Regions from separate parts of the Homo sapiens genome. Here all the other regions are linked to region 1. Evidence: chromatin contacts called from ENCODE Hi-C or POLR2A ChIA-PET data. All regions are on one chromosome and are shown on one strand. Each heading gives the region's core, a stretch centred on a gene start or an enhancer-like site at or near the end of the contact. The rest is flanking DNA. Distances are from core to core; before and after follow the strand shown. Region 1 overlaps NRP1 (neuropilin 1). Region 2 overlaps NRP1 (neuropilin 1). Region 3 overlaps NRP1 (neuropilin 1).

Region 1 (3,909 bases), core at 1,350-3,849:
ACAGAAATGAATAAGGAACATAATGTCACTACCCAGAGATAACCAATTAATGGCTTGGCCTAGTTAGTTCCGTCTAGATTTTTTCTGCATATGAATAAGAGTTGAGAATACACTGTATATAGGGTTTTATATTCTGATTTTTCACTGATTATATCATAAGCATTTTTCCTGTTATTTAAGAAACTTTTGTTGAGTTTTTTTTGTTTTGTTTTGTTTTTAATTTTAGAGACAGAGTCTTGCCCTGTTGACCAGGCTGGAGTGCAGTAACACAATCACAGCTCACTGCAGTCTCAGACTCCTGGGCTCAAGTGATCCTCCCACCTCAGCCTCCCAAGTAGGTGGGACTACAGCCATGAGCCACCATACCTTGCTAATTAAAAAAAAAAAAAATTGTAGAGAAGGTGTTGGGGGTTCTTGCTTTGTTGCTCAGGCTCGTCTCAAACTCCTGGCCTCAGGCAATCCTTTTGCCTCAGCCTCCCAAAGCACTGGAATTACAGGTGTGAGCCTCCACGCCTGGCCTGAACATGGTTTTTTTTTTTGGTTGGTGTTGTTTTCGTTTGTTTGTTTGAGACAAAGTCTCGCTCTGTTGCCCAGGCTAGTGTGCAGTGGCGCCATCTCGGCTCACTGCAGCCTCCACCTCCCAGGTTCAAGTGATTCTCCTGCCTCAGCCTCCCGAGTAGCTGGCACTACAAGTGCATGCCACCATGCCCGGCTAATTTTTTGTATTTTTAGTAGAGACGGGGTTTTACCATGTTAGCCAGGATGGTCTCGATCTCCTGACCTCGTGATCCACCCACCTCCGCCTTCTAAAGTGCTGGGATTACAGGCATGAGCTGAACACACTTTTTAGTGGCTGAATAATATTCCATGGTATTTGACATTATTTTGGGTTGTTCGCTTAGAACAGATTTCTAAAAAATGCTTTTGTTAAATAAGAGGCTATGACTCTTTTAAGACTTTTCATACATCATGATTAGAACATTGCAAGCCAGAACTATTAGGGGACGACTCTAGTGTAAAAACACTCAGAAACATAGATGCAGACTAATTGGCTCCTCCTAGCTCCACCATTGTATATTTTTATTTCCAAATCCTGTTTCTAATACTCTGGAAGAAAAATCTGTTCTCTTTTGTGGGATACGTAAGTTAATTCTTGGACGGCAGCACAGCGATCGTTTACAGGTTGTTCAGTTTGAATAGCTATTAATGCTCGTGCAAAATAAACCAAAGAGCCACAGAAACACATTTTTGCTGGTGAAAATTGTGTTCGCCAACATCATTTCTCACTCCAGCTTATGATGTCAGGCATCATATTTCTCCATTATTAATGTACTATGCCAGTGGGGGGAGGTCCTCTTGGAAGGAGATTAAAAAGACACCACCACCTCAAATCCCCCTTCCTAATAATGTGAGAATGTCCGGAAGCCTGGGGGGTTGGTGCAGTAGCTCACAGTGTCAGACAACACCCTGTGGAGGATTAGCTTCCTTTCCATTAACCATCTCCACTGTAGAGAGTCAGGGGTCACTTGTACTCACCAGAGAAAACCTGACTTAGGCAAAGTCACTATTCATCTGTTCAGCACCACATACCTATAAAGCCTCAGAAACCGCTATTCAGTGACTGAATACATTTCTCACCTTCCCATCACTTTCCCCTTACTTGGCCATTTTCCTAAACCCATAATTCAAACTTTCCCAAAGAAAAAAAATAATCTCTAGGTAATGCTCTTAAGAATTCTTAGAAAGAAATCTTTATTCTTTGAGCACTCTTCTGGGAAACCTAACCTGTGATTACTGTTAGGACTCAAAATGTTTCACCACCTGCATCTACGTAGATAGGATGAGGAGTCTGGGGAAATAATGGAGCCAATAGGCTTTTAGCTTGAGGAGCGTGGATTCTAAAGCCAGGGACACTCATGAAAACAACCACCTGGCGGATTACACCCTAACGTTGAAACTGTGGCAAAGTACCTTTTAATTGCAAAAGGGTTTAGGCAGAGATTTATCTTTGAGTTCCTTGGCAATAAATGTTTACCCACTTTACCACTGTTACTATAGAATGGGGAAGGTTTAAGGTAGAAAATTTAAGAAAAATAATGGGAAGATGCCTAAATGAGGAGGGAGGGGTTGGTCCTTCTCTGAATATTTAAAAAATCCACAACATGTTTACATTCCGAGGGTGGTAAGTGGGGAGGGTGAGGTCTGGGGAGGGACCTTCCCCAGATGGGAGCCCCGTCTGTATGTGAGCAGAGAGAAAAAGACCCTGCATAGAACGGTGGTGCCCTTTGGACCCATTCATAGCCTCCTTGTGAACTGGAGCTTTCTTTTTCCAGAGCAGGGACCCAGACAGACAGAGGGGTCAACTCTCTGACCCCTCCTCTAGCTTTTATGAATTAAATTCCTCAGACGTAATTCCCAGCTCTCATCCAGCGGCTGGAACACAGGGAGTGAATGAGAGCCAAACAGGTGCCTTCATTCTCACCTTTGCCGGGCTGCTGTGCTGTCGTGACTGGGGATCTCGACATCCCGAGCAATGCCGTGTTTGCCACACTGGCAACAGTAACAGAGCAATCTGCAGCCGGCTTCGGGATCGAAATTTGCAAACTCAGGATCCTGGGCTTCAGGCCAATGCAGGCTGGGTGCGTTGCAGTGGTGACACGTTTAGTCTCTAGGGAGGGATGCTGGCACACCAGCTGCATTCCTGGCAGCACGCTTGCCAGTGCGAAACTTAACGAGTGGAGCTGGTATCAACTCCAGAGGGAGACTCAAGCTGCTTCCTTAACTTCTTTGGCAATACTCCCCTCTGCAACTTGTGCGCAGTACACCCTCCTGAATATTTACAGGAGCTGCTATTTGCGATACTATTTGGGGCCCTGTTGGATAGTACTTTGAAGGGAAGTGCTAAAACGATAGCAGCCTTCCAGTTTACAAATGTAACTATAGTATTCCTGAATAATTCAATTTCCTAAAATTGGCACTTAACTGTGCAATGACTTATTTCTTGCTGGGAAGGGATTCTAATCCCACCCCCCACCCCCCACTCACCACCCCACACATACTTTTAAAAATAGCTTCTACTTTTGCCAAGAGGAGCGCCTAGTATTTACTATTGGAGGATATGTGAATTAAAATACCAGCTTCTTTCCCTGTTGCAATCCACCGGCACTATATTAGCTGAGTTCTCTGCTACCTGAGAGGAACGTATCCTCAACAGAAATGCCTTAGTTTTTCAGAATGCCTCACCCACCTCTCTTATTTGTGCTTGGAAGGCAACGTGAGCTAGAATTTGGCCACTTAGTATTCAGACCATGTCAGGATTCAAGTAAAAAGCCTATATTGCAGAGCTGGATGCACCGTCGCCAGGCCAAACACAGTCAACAGTTCAAATCACAGTTAAATTATAAGAAAGCGTGGGGCGAAACATGCAAACCTGCCTTGTCAATGAAGCAGTAGAGATAAAAGGAATTACTCCATAAATGCTAGCTTGTGGGGCTTTAATGAATACAGAGATGGTGTTCTTTCCAGCTACATCCCATTGATTATAAAGGCTAGTTAGGATTTTAAACATAATGCTTTCTTCTTCCTCCTCCTCCTCCTCCTTTTCCTCCTTGCCTCCCCTCCTCCTCCTCTTTCTCCTCCTCCTCCTTCACTTTTGTCTTCTTTTAACATGCAAAGCATTTCCCAAAGTATGGAGAAATGAACAATACCTCTGTGTATTTCCACAGTTTTGCAAAGGGACGGTGGTGTTAGCAGGCCAAGTATCTACTACTGGAAGCATCATATGTAGCAGAGGAAATGCAGTTAATACAATAATTCACATATGTTAATGCTTAGTTCCATCAATGTCAGCTTTATTTTCTTCTTGATATACACAAAGCTGGCACACAGTTTTAACTGATGAGGTAATGT
Region 2 (3,778 bases), core at 29-2,528, 33 kb before region 1:
TGATATATACTCCAATTTGCTTTAGAAGATAATTCATGGAGGTAGGGGAGGTTGGGGAGGTTTACTTTAAAACTATATCTATGTTTTCAAAGAAATTGATTTTTTTTTATGGCACAAATTGATATTTTAAATCAGGAATTGGCACACTTTCTGAAAACGGCCAGATAGGAAATATTTTAGGCTTTGCATGCAAGACAGCCTCAATCTCAACTGTTCAGCTCGTCCGTCATACTGTGAAAGTAGCCATAGACAATAGGCAAATGAATGAGCATGGTTGTGTTCCAATAAAACTTTATTTACAAAAACAAGCAGTCAGATAGGTTTGATCTACAGGCCATAGTTTGCTGACCTCTGTCTTAATTGAGAGTCCTGTTGTTTTGTGAAAATATTTGAATTGTGACTGTCAAGAATTGGGAGGCATGCTTTGCAAAATTCCCTTTATGAAGATTTGAGCCTATGGGATCATGAATCCTAGTTATAGTCTTGGGAAGGGAGTAAATCTGCTTTTGTTGCAAAGCGATTTGGAAACTAAGCAAGGAAGCTATGAATCAGCCTGTCATTTCAACATATGCAGAGTATGGAAAAGTCCATAAAGTTAGGCTTCTGTTTGCCTCTGTCAGGCAGCTGTAGCTCTGCCCTGAGTCTTTTCTTTGTGTACTTTCTTGAGAAATTCAGTCCAACTCCCACAAAAGTAATCACAACCATGTTTGCAAGTTAATTTCACACAATATTGATTCAATCAAAGTCTCTATCACTCATTAATTCCAGCATTTCTACACAATTCCTAGGAAAACAAAGCTTGAAGCTGCAAGGAAAGAGTCATCTGAGAAATAACTTTGTTCTCATGAAACCTACCCCATTGGGAATATTTTTCCCAGATGTTAGGCATACAGTTGCTTTTCCTTAGGTGACCCTTTATTGAGCAGCTAAAAGACATCATTGACTACCTTTAACAAAAGTGTAAATAACAAAGGAAATCAACCATAATTTCTGAAATAATATGTCTTAATTAGCAGTTATCTGTCAAGGAAATTGTAAACTGACCACAGGGATAAGATATGTTTTACCATATTAAGTCGTTGCCTGGCCTGTCTTAATCTCTTGTTGCTTCTGAAGGTGCTTTGAATTCAGAATCTTTATGTCAAAATAGAGGATGAAGGAAGCTGCTTTCAGTGATTCTCAGATCTTACATAGATGCAGGAGCGTGCACACACACACACACACACACACACACACACCCTTCTGACCCGCAGAATGCAAAAGCAGCTGCCTTCGTAAACACTACATCAGAGTCCGGCAGTGGTTTAACACTCATTGTCCTGCCTCTTTTATTTAAGCCAGAGAAACAATGTCAGCTGGATGCAGACAGCTCTCTGCCATGAACAGAAGTGTTTTTGCAGGCTAGCCCAAGCAAGTCACAAAGAGTTGGGGGGAAAAATGGATTTAGCCTTTGCAAATTAATATAAACAATCACTTCCCTACATGTATGACAGCTGGAGTGAAAATTTTGGTTAGAAATATTTTTTACTGGCCTGGCACGGTGGCACGCCTGTAATCCCAGCACTTTGGGAGGCTGAGGCAGGCAGATCACGAGGTGAGGAGTTCGAGACCAGCCTGGCCAACATGGTGAAACCCCATCTCTACTAAAAATACAAAAATTAGCCGGGCGTGGTGGTATGTGCCTGTAGTCCCAGCTACTCGGGAGGCTGAGGCAGAAGAATCTCTTGAACCCAGGAGGCGGAAGTTGCAGTGAGCTGAGATCATGCCATTGCACTCCAGCCTGGGCAACACAGTGAGACTCTATCTCAAAGAAAAAAGAAAAAAAGAACAGATTTTTTTTTTTTTTTACAAAGAGATCCCAAAATTGTGTTCCCGTTATCATAGACTTTTAGTCATGGTATATGATTTTTTAAACCTATAGAATTTTACCCATGTACTGTTTGGCAGCTAACGGAGAATCTGACCTCTCTAGTTGATGGGTAGAGAAAGTGGAGTTTAGGCAGGAAGTGACTTGCCCAGTGAGTGGGTCCACAGTGAGAACTTGGTTCCCAGGATTCCCGAGACAACGATCCCCTCACTGAACACACTTGTCTTCAGCCATATTGCTTTCCCTACTTCTTACTTTTCCAGGTAATGCATAATCACGATCTGGTGTTTGGGAGTGCATGCACCCATTTTGCAGCTAGACCTTCAGGGGTTTATAACTTATGCTGTGTCATCCTTAAGGGCAGAACAGGGACCAATGGGTAGAAATTATAGCCCTAATATACCATGAAAAGGTTTCCAACATGCATCAATTATTATTTTCCTAGGATGTCCACATTATATCTTGAGCTATTTTGACTTGAAAGGTGCACAAAAATTTTTTAAATCATTTTTGTAGATTATATATGTTTGTAAAGTGCCATCCAGCACATTGGAATAGTTATTCACCTAAATATATGATAGCAGATCTTCAGCACTGAGTTACCAATGAGATCACACTAAATCATTGATTCACATTCTCCTCCCCATGTGCTATGGAGTAGTTTATTGTACTACCACAAAGTGCTCATGCCTAGGCTGGCAGAACACACCATCATGGAGCACAATGCTCTACAGCAAGTCATTCTTCAATTTCAAAGAATCGATTGGACTGTTTACATTACTTTAAGTCAATCTGGTTGCATGGATGCTTCTGCTTTTTGAATGTCATTGCTTAGACTCAAGACATATGGGTTTCTACGCTATTTCTACTCGTGTGACAGACTGCCTCGAAAAGCAGCGAGCTCCCCTTCCACCAGAAGCTTTCAAGGGGTGGCCAGATGCCATCTGTGAGGAGTGCCATGCATTTCTGTAAAGCCTCAGACCTAGACTGAATTGGATCCACAAATAAATGGGGAGGAGTCGACTGTTGAATGCCAACCATGTGGTCTTTTGTTTAGATGGGGTCATTCTCATTTCATCCCCCAGAGAACATAAGGAAAGACACAGCTTATTGCAAAGCTCTGTTTGAGTTGAATAATGTCATTGGAATGGCTGCTAGGGGACCATCATCATACACTGGGGTTCTGGTGCCCTAGTGCTAAAGAGTGGGAAGACCAGTGAGGTCATAATTGGTAATAAGTAAATAAATAGGCTTTCCTTTTTGAAAACCCTTGAAAGAGGGGTCTATGAGAAGGGTCTTATAGAACAGGACAGGGTTGACTGACAGAGAACTCACAGAAAGCAAAACTCTCCGAGGTTTCCTTTTGGTAGTATTGGTTTTCCTCCCCATTGTCTTCTTAGCTTTCTCAATTTTTTGCTGTGGTGAAATAGTCCATCTGGGGGAGGGAATTTCATTCAAAGAAAGAAAAGTCAATCAGTGAAAGAAGACGGAATGGAGACCAGAAATAGAAAGAATTTTAATGAGAACATGTCTTGGGTCAACTCCTAACCTAATTACCATGATGTCTTTCCGTTATTTTCAACTATTTGGCCTGGGTGTGTGTGTTAACCAAATGACATTGAGTTATTTCCCAGAACAGCTAAGTGCCACACAGGAAATACTTGCTGCTTCATGTGATTTGGTTGAATCCCCAATTTATAGCTTGAAGGAAAAACAGATTCTCAAGATTTGGGAAAAAATCAGAACCTACATTTCTTATTTCTCATTGTCATGACAATATTATTTGATGTTAATCAGAGAAAACACTGGAGCTTATATCAGTGTATATCATATGCCAGTATCATAGTGAGTACTACACGGGTATAGAAAGATGGACAATGACTTGTTTATTGTCCTTGAAGGGGTCACGGT
Region 3 (3,743 bases), core at 346-2,845, 57 kb after region 1:
ACCCAGGTGTGGTGGCATGCACTTGTAGTCCCAGCTACTCAGAAGGCTGAGGCAGGAGAATGGCGTGAACCCAGGAGGCAGAGCTTGCAGTGAGCCGAGATTGTGCCACTGGCCACTGCACTCCAGCCTGGGCAACAGAGCAAGATTCCATCTCAAAAAAAAAAAAAAGAAAGAAAAAAGAAATATAGTAATCCTGGAAAATTCAGAGTTTGTCACCATATAGAGATATAAAGAAAATAAGATTGGAACAAACCATTCTGCTTTATAGGTGATTGATGAAGGGCATTTTCATTATTTTGACAAAGTAGGCTTCATCATTTTGGCAGAGATGGAAATCACGTTGGGCAATGGCTGCTTAACACACTCTGAACTCTGCTATCTTCTGTTATTAACCAGAAGTCTGTTACCCAGCGCTTCAACACATATTCATGTGCTCCTAAGTCAATCAGAATTCACAGTGATGATCTCAGACACCATAATATCCAGAGGTACTTTCTGAGTCATCAAGGAGAGATTAAATTATGCTCATTCAGGGTCTCCCATCGAATGCAGTTATTACTTTCTCATTCGTTGGAAATTGGTTAACTGGATATTTGATTTACCAGTATACCTCAGTTTTTCCATTAAAGCTGAGTACAGAGATTTACTGTAAAATAATATCACTGAAAATAACGACCTCAATCCTCCATTACAAAACTCATTTCTCCCTTCCATCCTGAAGTGGTCTTAAGCTTTCCAAACAAGGCTGCCAAGTGAAATACAAAATGTCCAGTTAAATTTGACGCAGACAAACAAGACATAATTTTTCAGAATAAGTATGTCCCATGCAATATTTGAGACATATGTGTACTAAAAAATTATTCATTATTTCTCTGAATTCTAATTTCACTGGGCATCTTGTTTCTTGTTTTGTTGTTTATTTGCTAAATCTGGCAACACTATTTCCAAAGGGTTTGACCTGCACCGGGCTGACCTGTACCAGCCTGCTATGAAGGGACAGAGTTAAACGCTAGCATCTCATTCAAACCTTGAATTAATTGTTAATGTAATTTTTCTGCAAATTATTGTTAAAAGTGAGTCACATAGTTTTCAGTCAAAGGTAAATCAAGTTGCCTCTTCATTTTTTTTTTTTTAATGAGGCAGCTATATGGAAGGAATAACAGTCTCACTTTGCACCATGGATATGTTGGCTAAATGGGGACAGGGCATCACTAAGTCTATGAATACAGAAACTGTGCCCCAGCCGAGTCTGCATTAGAGAAAGGGCATTAATCTGGTGACGGTTCTGCTCTCCTTACAGTATTCAAGTTAATTATGTTTGCCTCCAAATGGTAACATCTGGTCCCCATTACCAGCTAAACATTGCCTTTCTAAAAGCTTGTTTGGAATCAGGCAGGTATGAACACCGTGGCCAAAAAATGGCACTCTATTTTTAACACTACAGTTTCATAGTCCCTTAGTAAAATTGTTTTTGTAAATCTTTTTTTAATCCCGACTGAGTATATTCTTGGTTTCCAGATCCCAGCCTGGAGCAAATACTGTGGTTAAGTTACAGGAAAGGGCAATTGAGAAAATGACAGCTGCCTTTCATTGTATTAAGTTGATTCATTCAACAAATATTTGTTGAGCAAATACTATGTATAAAACAGGGCATGAAGAGTCATATAAAACAGAAAAATATGACTTAGTTCGTGTCCTCAAAGAAGTTAAAATCTGGGGAGGCAGAAAGCAGCATTCCAAAGAACTAAATGTGCTCATCAGCATTTGAGGGCTGGATATGGTGGCTCAAGCCTGTGACCCCAGCACTTTGGGAGGCCAAAATGGTAAGATCTCTTGACCCCAGTAGTTTGAGAGCAGCCTGGGCAACATAGCGAGACCAAAAAAAAAAAAATTGCCAATCATGGTAGCATCCACATGTAGTCCTAGCTACTCAGGAGACTGAGGTGGGAGGATTGCTTGAGGCCAAGAGTTCAAGGCTGCAGTGAGCCATGATCACACCACTCCACTCCAGCCTGGGTGACAGAGTGAGACCCTGTCTCTAAAAATAAAAATTAAAAAAAAGGCCGGGGTGTAGAGGGGCCAGGCGCCGTGGCTCACACCTGTAATCCCAGCACTTTGGGAGGCCGAGGCAGGCATCACGAGGTCAGGAGATCGAGACCATCCTGGCTAACACTGTGAAACCCCTCTCTACTAAAAATACAAAAAATAAGCCGGGCGTGGTGGCAGGCGCCTGGAGTCCTAGCTACTCGGGAGGCTGAGGCAGGAGAATGGCGTGAACCCGGGAGGTGGAGCTTGCAGTGAGCCAAGATCGCCCCACTGCACTCCAGCCTGGGAGACAGAGCGAGACTCCTTCTCAAAAAAAAAAAAAAAGAAAGAAAGAAAGAAGGGAAATGCAGATAAAATGGTGTGAAGAGGCCCAGAAATGGAAAACTGTGTCCAGTTGCAGAGAACAGAAAAACTGAGTAAACGATGTGGCATTTGAAAACAGGTCAGGATTTTAAGCAGTTCAGATAATGGAAAAGGGTAACATGACAGGGAATTCCTTGTGGAGGGAACAGAAAGAAAGCTCCCAAACTCCCAGAAGTAAGGAAGTTCTTCATGCCAATTGGCACTGGTTAAAGGAGTGAATGGGGAGAGGCCTTGCAAGGACATGACATGGAAGGCCTGCATGCCTGACTGAAAATGACGTGCGTAATTTCTAGACAAGAAGGCACTGAATGTCTGAGTAAAGAAACGACATGATCTGGACCATAGAACTCATGTGGAAAGTATCTGAGTAATGAATTCTTAAGGTTCAGCTGATAATGTGGACTTAGTTTAATTGCATTAGATGTTTGCCTCTCACTTAGGGGTAGTTATATTTTTAGGCTAAATTTTTATTATATAACGCAGAATTGAGTTGCTTCAAAGAAAAATAGGTTATCATTCTTGCACATGTTCTTGATTAGGATGTACAGTTTCTAAAGGAAAATACTTGAAGTGTTGGACATTTTGTCATTAAGCCAGCGTTGAATTCATCAACAACTGATACTCTCCTTGTGCTCAGAAGCTCCTTGGGCTGCTTTAGAAGACATAAAAAGGTCTATGATGCTGTTCATTGCCTTTGAAGATCTTATAATCTAGCTGTGGGTACATGACTAACAATCTTAAAGCCTTAGAGAGCAGTGGAATGCTGAGCTCTGTGCTACTTACATCATATTTCTGAGAAGGGAGAGCTCAGAATAAAAGCTAGAGTAGCTTGAAAAGTTCTCTTCATGAGTCTTAAGCTGGGTTTTGAGCAAAGGCAATGATGAGGATGACGTCTAGACTGTATGAGAAGAGAATTGCTTAACTGAGATGTATTGTCAGTAATAGAAAATCAAATTAGGCAAATGGGATGAAGTCAAAATGAGGGTCTTGAATGCCAGATCGAGTTTTGATATCTTCCTATCAATAATGGAAAACCATGGTACATTTTCAAAAGATATCTCTTTTCTATTGTCGGGGTAAAATATACATAACATAAAATTTACCGCTTTAACAATTTTCAACCACTTTTAACCATTTTAATTTTATCATTGTACATTTTTAAGTGTACAATTCTGTCGCATTAAGTACAGTCACATTGCTGTGCAAGCATCACCACTATTTCCAGAATTTTATAATTGTCTCAGACTGAAACTCTGCACCCATGAAACACTAACTCTCCCAATCTCCATTTCCCCCAAGCCCTGGCAACCACCATTTTGCTTTCTGTCTCTACG

The links. A loop is a pair of places that touch in the nucleus more often than their neighbours do. ChIA-PET counts read pairs that join two places held with the same protein, here RNA polymerase II (POLR2A). Pooled maps may share reads with other maps.
Region 2: a map of PC-3 shows a loop between it and region 1 (3-fold over the local background). The contact joins two enhancer-like sites. A Hi-C loop is called at or near these places in 9 of 168 maps with a recorded cell type or tissue (A673, MCF 10A, PC-3 and 6 more) and 3 of 50 pooled maps. POLR2A ChIA-PET finds 5 or more read pairs at or near these places in 8 of 52 experiments (A549, A673, AG04450 and 5 more).
Region 3: a map of PC-9 shows a loop between it and region 1 (7-fold over the local background). The contact joins two enhancer-like sites. A Hi-C loop is called at or near these places in 12 of 168 maps with a recorded cell type or tissue (A673, CD8-positive, alpha-beta T cell, Caco-2 and 8 more) and 12 of 50 pooled maps. POLR2A ChIA-PET finds 5 or more read pairs at or near these places in 6 of 52 experiments (AG04449, BJ, HEK293 and 3 more).

What each region holds. Positions count from the first base shown.
Region 1 is chr10:33,272,226-33,276,134 of GRCh38, reverse strand. The region is part of intron 2 of NRP1 (neuropilin 1); the gene reads left to right. Among named protein-coding and RNA genes, the nearest start is that of NRP1, 60 kb to the left of the region's middle. Within about 2 kb of position 2,599, at least 26 of the 41 ENCODE cell types and tissues checked have a DNase peak (open chromatin) inside an H3K27ac peak, as active enhancers do; they include PC-3, PC-9 and ascending aorta, where a contact is called at or near this core.
Region 2 is chr10:33,303,816-33,307,593 of GRCh38, reverse strand. All of the region lies in intron 2 of NRP1 (neuropilin 1), which reads left to right. Among named protein-coding and RNA genes, the nearest start is that of NRP1, 29 kb to the left of the region's middle. Within about 2 kb of position 1,278, at least 3 of the 41 ENCODE cell types and tissues checked have a DNase peak (open chromatin) inside an H3K27ac peak, as active enhancers do; they include PC-3, where a contact is called at or near this core.
Region 3 is chr10:33,214,768-33,218,510 of GRCh38, reverse strand. All of the region lies in intron 8 of NRP1 (neuropilin 1), which reads left to right. Among named protein-coding and RNA genes, the nearest start is that of IATPR, 100 kb to the right of the region's middle. Within about 2 kb of position 1,595, at least 6 of the 41 ENCODE cell types and tissues checked have a DNase peak (open chromatin) inside an H3K27ac peak, as active enhancers do; they include PC-3, PC-9 and ascending aorta, where a contact is called at or near this core.